Regions from separate parts of the Homo sapiens genome. Here region 2 is linked to region 1. The links are chromatin contacts, found by Hi-C or POLR2A ChIA-PET in ENCODE. All regions are on one chromosome and are shown on one strand. Each heading gives the region's core, a stretch centred on a gene start or an enhancer-like site at or near the end of the contact. The rest is flanking DNA. Distances are from core to core; before and after follow the strand shown. Region 1 overlaps FSTL1 (follistatin like 1). Region 2 overlaps RABL3 (RAB, member of RAS oncogene family like 3).

Region 1 (2,854 bases), core at 330-2,829:
ATTGGCACTGCCTGCTGATGGGTGGCTCCGCAAGGTACCACATTGGCCTTGGCCACTGTCCTCTGGCTCCCGACATCAGGACTTACCTCAATGCAGAGACAGGTGGGTTCCCCTTTCTCTGTGACTGCACATTCCCGGCCGGCTCCACAAAACACATTGGCACAGATCTTGGATTTGCTCCTTAGCTCTTCCTAAAACATACAATCATAAAGGAAACCGTGTGACTGAGATGAACCCATTATGGAATGAGCCCATAATGAGATTATCTTTCAGGCTTGGGCTTTGCTCTGGAGTCATGGCTCATGGTCTTAAACAGCTAGATGTTGGGTCTTAAACAGCTGTTGGAGACGTTGCCTCCAACAGCTAGTGCCCTACTCCCAGATACTGCTTCAGCCCAGGTTCAGGTACTTCTGAGTCCCTAATATGTTTCTCAAAGAGCAAGAGTTCCTTTCTTGCATGCTTCCTTTCTTCTAAAAATGCTTGTTGAGCACCAATTTTATGCCAACACTACGCTGAGATGGAGATACAAAGGACAGACCCTGTCCTCAGGAAGCTCCATGACTCTCAGAGGAAACTCACAAAGAAAGAGACATTTGGAAAACAACACAGGAAGTGCAAGAACAGGATCACCAGGGAGCTGGAGGGGAGGAAGAGGGTGAGAATTTTTCAAAGGATACTTTCTGAAGATACTAGGTCTTAACTGATTCTTAAAGGGTGAGAGGAGTAAGTCAGGCAGAAATGGAAACATTGTACAGAACTATGACTATCTGAAGGACCCAAACCTGACTGAATGGTGTTCTAGGCATTATCATCTCAAAGGGCAAAAGAAGGATGGCTAAACCATTGGAAACGTGGATTCGCTATTTTTGCTATGGTCCCATTTAGCCCCTACCCATGTCTGCCACTGTCTTCAAGATTAAGAGGGCGAAGCTGCCTGAAAGTAGAACTATTCTCAAATCATTTGCTAGTCAGGCATTCCCCTGTTCAGACGTGTGCAGCAGAACTGACAAGGCAGGGAATGGTCTCAGTGTATGCCACCTGAGAATGTGGGGGTATTGACAGGCACTGATCTGTTGGTGGCTCATCCCTTCCCTCCCATTCACTGGTGGCAGAAAGCCAGCCCCACCTCATTCACCACTCAACCCAGGGGTAGTGGTGGTTGCATGAAGGAGAATGTGATTTCCCCAGCTTCTCATCCTGACTGGCTGGGCAGGCAAAATCACGAAAGACCTCCAGACTCAAGGCTACTGGGCTAGATGCTGTGACAAAACCAACAAAGACTGCAGGAGGCACGATGGGGTCATGGGGCTGGCTGGGGTAAGGCAGGGATGGAACCAGACAGTCCACCCTCCAGGCCATGTCTACCACATTATGCAGAGAACTCACACCCACAAGTCTTGTAACAGTACAATTCTTATAGTTGGTGAATGTTTTATACTCAAGATTAGGGGAAAAAAGCAAAAAGAAAGAAGAGGCTTTCGAGCTGAGGTGCTGTATCCAATACAGCTAGTCTGCTGCCACCCAGAGGCTGCTCTGCAAACTCCAGGTCATTATTTTCTGTCCCAAGCCAGCTTGCTGGTCATGCAGGGCTCCCATTGGTCTAGAAGCCGTTCTCAGCTCACATTTCATTGGTTCACATGCTGTTGATAAACCAATTCTTTTTTGAATGTTGCTAAGGCGAATTCAAGAAAGCTAGCAGGCGGGGAAGAAAGAGGAAGTAATTCCCAGAAGTCCGCGGGGATTGGAGAGCTTTTGTTTTCCTAAACAGAGAGTGGAGATAAAAATCAAGGATATTCTCCAGGCAGGGCCCTCTTGTGGAAACTGTGCCTGACAATGTAAGGCAACACGAAAAAGGAAGAGGAAAAGGTTTTTGCTGACGAGTTGTTCCCATGAGTTATGGACACACAAATGCATAAAAAAGCATGCTCAGACACATGCCTGCACTCAAAGACACCCGCACACAGCTCCACAGGCAAACACCCACAAACCTCCACTCACTAGTCTCTGTCCTTAACTAGTAATTTTCATTCTTTAAGGCTCACATGTCCTCATCTATAAAGTAGGGGTAAATGCCAACCCTGCCCTGCGGAGATTCAGTGAGATACATGTGGAAGTACCAACTGTAAAACAAGCTGCATATGAAACCTGTTATTCATGGGAATGCCTTATAGAGCTACTTGCAGAAAAGCCTGTGGCATGTATGGAACCTCCTTTTAACTTACATTGTTGTTTTTAGTAAGTATTAAAAACGGATTGAATTAAACCAAGTCATTTTTCAGGAATAGTTCTCAAAAATCCATTTGAAGAAACAGATAACTTTTGAGTTATAACAACTAATATTTGAATAGTACAATTTACAAAATGTTTTCATACACATGATTTTGTCTTATAGGGAAACCCTGCAAGAATAGGTATATTATTATTAACCCTATTCCATAGATGAGGAAATTGAAGACCAGAAAGGTCAGATAACTTGCCCAAGTTTCCAAAGCTAGAAATGAGAGGAGCTAGGATTCCAACTCGTATCTTCAACCACTGATAACTAAACTCCCATTTATAAATATCCGGCATCCTACTATTTTTATTATATGTGATTTAAGCTCTTCAATAACTCCTTAAGTTAGACATCATTACTAGCCCCATTTCACAGGTGAGAGAGCAGAGGCTTAAATAACTAGAAAGTGGCAGAGCTAGAATTCTGCCCAAAGGGAAAGCAGTTTATATTTGATTTATTTTCATATCCAGATGACGTAAGGAAATTATGATGGGGGTGTGAGTTGCATAATTAGCAAGTGTCGGGAGAATGTGCGTTAAGAGTGCGTCAGAGATTTAGGTTTAAATTACCCACATCCCA
Region 2 (2,937 bases), core at 36-2,535, 300 kb after region 1:
CTATACTCCCCTCCCTCCTTGTCTTATCGTTAATATGTACTAGCTTCCTATTAGCATCTCATTCTTAGTCTTATACCTCTGCTCTATAAGTCCTGTCATTAAACACTTTGATATCCACTTGGCAATATGATTGCACTCCTTACCCAGTATTTCTCAAGGCATTATTCACCTATAAGAGAATCATCAAGATGCTTCTTAAAATGCAGATGCTTGGGCACCAATCAACTCTGAGTCAGAATATCTGGGGGCAAGGCCCAAGAATCAAATAAAAATACTAAGACTGTCAGACTGGTCATCAAAACAAAATTTAGCTATATCTTACTTATAAGAGACATCCCATAGATATTAGGACACAGAAAGATGAAAGTTGAAATATGTAAATAAGGTAAACCACACAAACACTAACTAAAAATAAGTTGGCTTTAACTATTTTAATATCAGACAAAATAGTCTTCGAGGTACAATGTATTACCAGATATAGGGAGGGACATATTAAAATAACAAAATGTTAAATCCTTTAGGAAGTTCAAACAATCATAAATTAGTACTCACCTAGTAATATAATCTCAAAGTATATAAATGAAAAATGGACAGGATTAAAATGAGGAATAGACAAATTCACACTTACTGTTGGAGATTATAATACTTATTCCTTAGCAATTGATGAAAAAAACAGACCAAAAAAACCCACCCAACAGAGATGGAGAAGATTTAACAAATGATTAACACATATTTAGAACACTGCACCCAACAATTACAAAATATACTTTGTTTTCAAGTGCATATGAAATTTTTATCAAAATTGACCATAAAACTGGACGTGGGGAGGGTGGAGCCAGGATGGCCGAATAGGAACAGCTCCAGTCTACAGCTCCCAGCGTGAGCGACACAGAAGACAAATGATTCCTGCATTTCCAACTGAGGTACTGGGTTCATCTCACTGGGGAGTGCCAGACAGTGGGTGCAGGACAGTGGGCACAGCGCACCGAGTGTGAGTCGAAGCAAGGCGAGGCATCGCCTCACCTGGGAAGCGCAAGGGGTCAGGGAATTCCCCTTCCTAGCCAAGGGAAGCGGTGACAGATGGCACCTGGAAAATTGGGTCACTCTCACCCTAATACTGCGCTTTTCCAACGGTCTTAGCAAAAGGCACACCAGAAGATTGTATCTCGCTCCTGGCTCGAAGGGTCCTACGCCCACGAAGCCTCGCTCATTGCTAGCACAGCAGTCTGAGAGCAAACTGCAAGGCAGCAGCCAGGCTGGGGGAGGGGCACCCACCATTGCCAAGGCTTGAGTAGGTAAACAAAGCAGCCAGGAAGCTCGAACTGGGTGGAGCCCACCGCAGCTCAAGGAGGCCTGCCTGCCTCTGTAGACTCCACCTCTGGGGGCAGGGCATAGCCAGAAACCTCTGCAGACTTAAATGTCCCTGTCTGACAGCTTTGAAGAGAGTAGTGGTTCTCCCAGCATGCAGCTTGAGATCTGAGAATGGACAGACTGCCTCCTCAAGTGGGTCCCTGACCCCCGAGTAGCCTAACTGAGAGACACCCCCCAGTAGGGGCAGACTGACACCTCACACGGCCAGGTACTCCTCTGAGACAAAACTTCCAGAGGAACAATCAGGCAGCAACATTTGCTGTTCACCAATATCCGCCATTCTATAGCCTCCGCTGGTGATACCCAGGCAAACAGGGTCTGGAGCGGACCTCCAGCAAACTCCAACAGATCTGCAGCTGAGGGTCCTGACTGTTAGAAGGAAAACTAACAAACAGAAAGGACATCCTCACCAAAACCTCATCTGTACATCACCATCATCAAAGACCAAAGGTAGATAAAACCACAAAGATGGGGAAAAAACAGAGCAGAAAAGCTGAAAATTCTGAAAATCAGAGTGCCTCTCCTCCTCCAAAGGAACGCAGCTCATCACCGACAATGGAGCAAAGCTGGATGGAGAATGACTTTGATGATTTGAGAGAAGAAGGCTTCAGACGATCAAACTACTCAGAGCTAAAGGAGGAAGTTCGAACCCAAGGCAAAGAAGTTAAAAACCTTGGAAAAAGATTAGATGAAAGGCTAACTAGAATAATCAACACAGACAAGTCCTTAAAGGACCTGATGGAGCTGAAAACCACGGCATGAGAACTACGTGACGAATGCACAAGCCTCAGTAGTCGATTCAATCAATTGGAAGAAAGGGTATCAGCGATGGAAGATCAAATGAATGAAATGAAGCGAGAAGATAATTTTAGAGAAAAAAGAATAAAAAGAAAGGAACAAAGCCTCCAAGAAATATGGGACTACGTGAAAAGACCAAATCTATGTCTGACTGGTCTACCTGAAAGTGACAGGGAGAATGGAACCAAGTTGGAAAACACTCTGCAGGATATTATCTAGGAGAACTTCCCCAATCTAGCAAGGCAGGCCAACATTCAAATTCAGGAAATACAGAGAACGCCACAAAGAGACTCCTCGAGAAGAGCAACTCCAAGACACATAATTGTCAGATTCACCAAAGTTGAAATGAAGGAAAAAATGTTAAGGGCAGCCAGAGAGAAAAGTCAGGTTACCCACAAAGGGAAGCACATCAGACTAACAGCTGATCTCTTGGCAGAAACTCTACAAGCCAGAACAGAGTGGGGGCCAATATTCAACATTCTTAAAGAAAAGAATTTTCAACCCAGAATTTCATATCCAGCCAAACTAAGCTTCATAAGCGAAGGAGAAATAAAATACTTTACAGATAAGCAAATGCTGAGAGATTCTGTCACCACCAGGCCTGCCCTAAAAGAGTTCCTGAAGGAAGCACTAAATATGGAAAGGAACAACCGGTACCAGCCACTGCAAAAACATGCCAAAGCGTAAAGACCATCGAGGCTAGGAAGAAACTGCATCAACTAACGAGCAAAATAACCAGCTAACATTATAATGACAGGATCAAATTCA

What was found. A loop is a pair of places that touch in the nucleus more often than their neighbours do. ChIA-PET counts read pairs that join two places held with the same protein, here RNA polymerase II (POLR2A). Pooled maps may share reads with other maps.
Region 2: a pooled map shows a loop between it and region 1 (5-fold over the local background). The contact joins two enhancer-like sites. A Hi-C loop is called at or near these places in 2 of 50 pooled maps. POLR2A ChIA-PET finds 5 or more read pairs at or near these places in 2 of 52 experiments (GM10248 and naive thymus-derived CD4-positive, alpha-beta T cell).

The regions. Positions count from the first base shown.
Region 1 is chr3:120,415,837-120,418,690 of GRCh38, forward strand. It overlaps FSTL1 (follistatin like 1), which reads right to left. Exons shown (of 11, transcript NM_007085.5): 3 at 87-191. It overlaps LOC124900546 (a long non-coding RNA gene), which reads right to left. Exons shown (of 2, transcript XR_007096030.1): 2 at 1,401-2,854. It also overlaps the pseudogene BTNL12P. Among named protein-coding and RNA genes, the nearest start is that of MIR198, 22 kb to the left of the region's middle. RefSeq lists an enhancer at 1,266-1,435. Within about 2 kb of position 1,580, at least 11 of the 41 ENCODE cell types and tissues checked have a DNase peak (open chromatin) inside an H3K27ac peak, as active enhancers do.
Region 2 is chr3:120,718,389-120,721,325 of GRCh38, forward strand. All of the region lies in intron 2 of RABL3 (RAB, member of RAS oncogene family like 3), which reads right to left. Among named protein-coding and RNA genes, the nearest start is that of RABL3, 23 kb to the right of the region's middle. RefSeq lists enhancers at 1,093-1,652, 1,188-1,337. Within about 2 kb of position 1,286, at least 14 of the 41 ENCODE cell types and tissues checked have a DNase peak (open chromatin) inside an H3K27ac peak, as active enhancers do.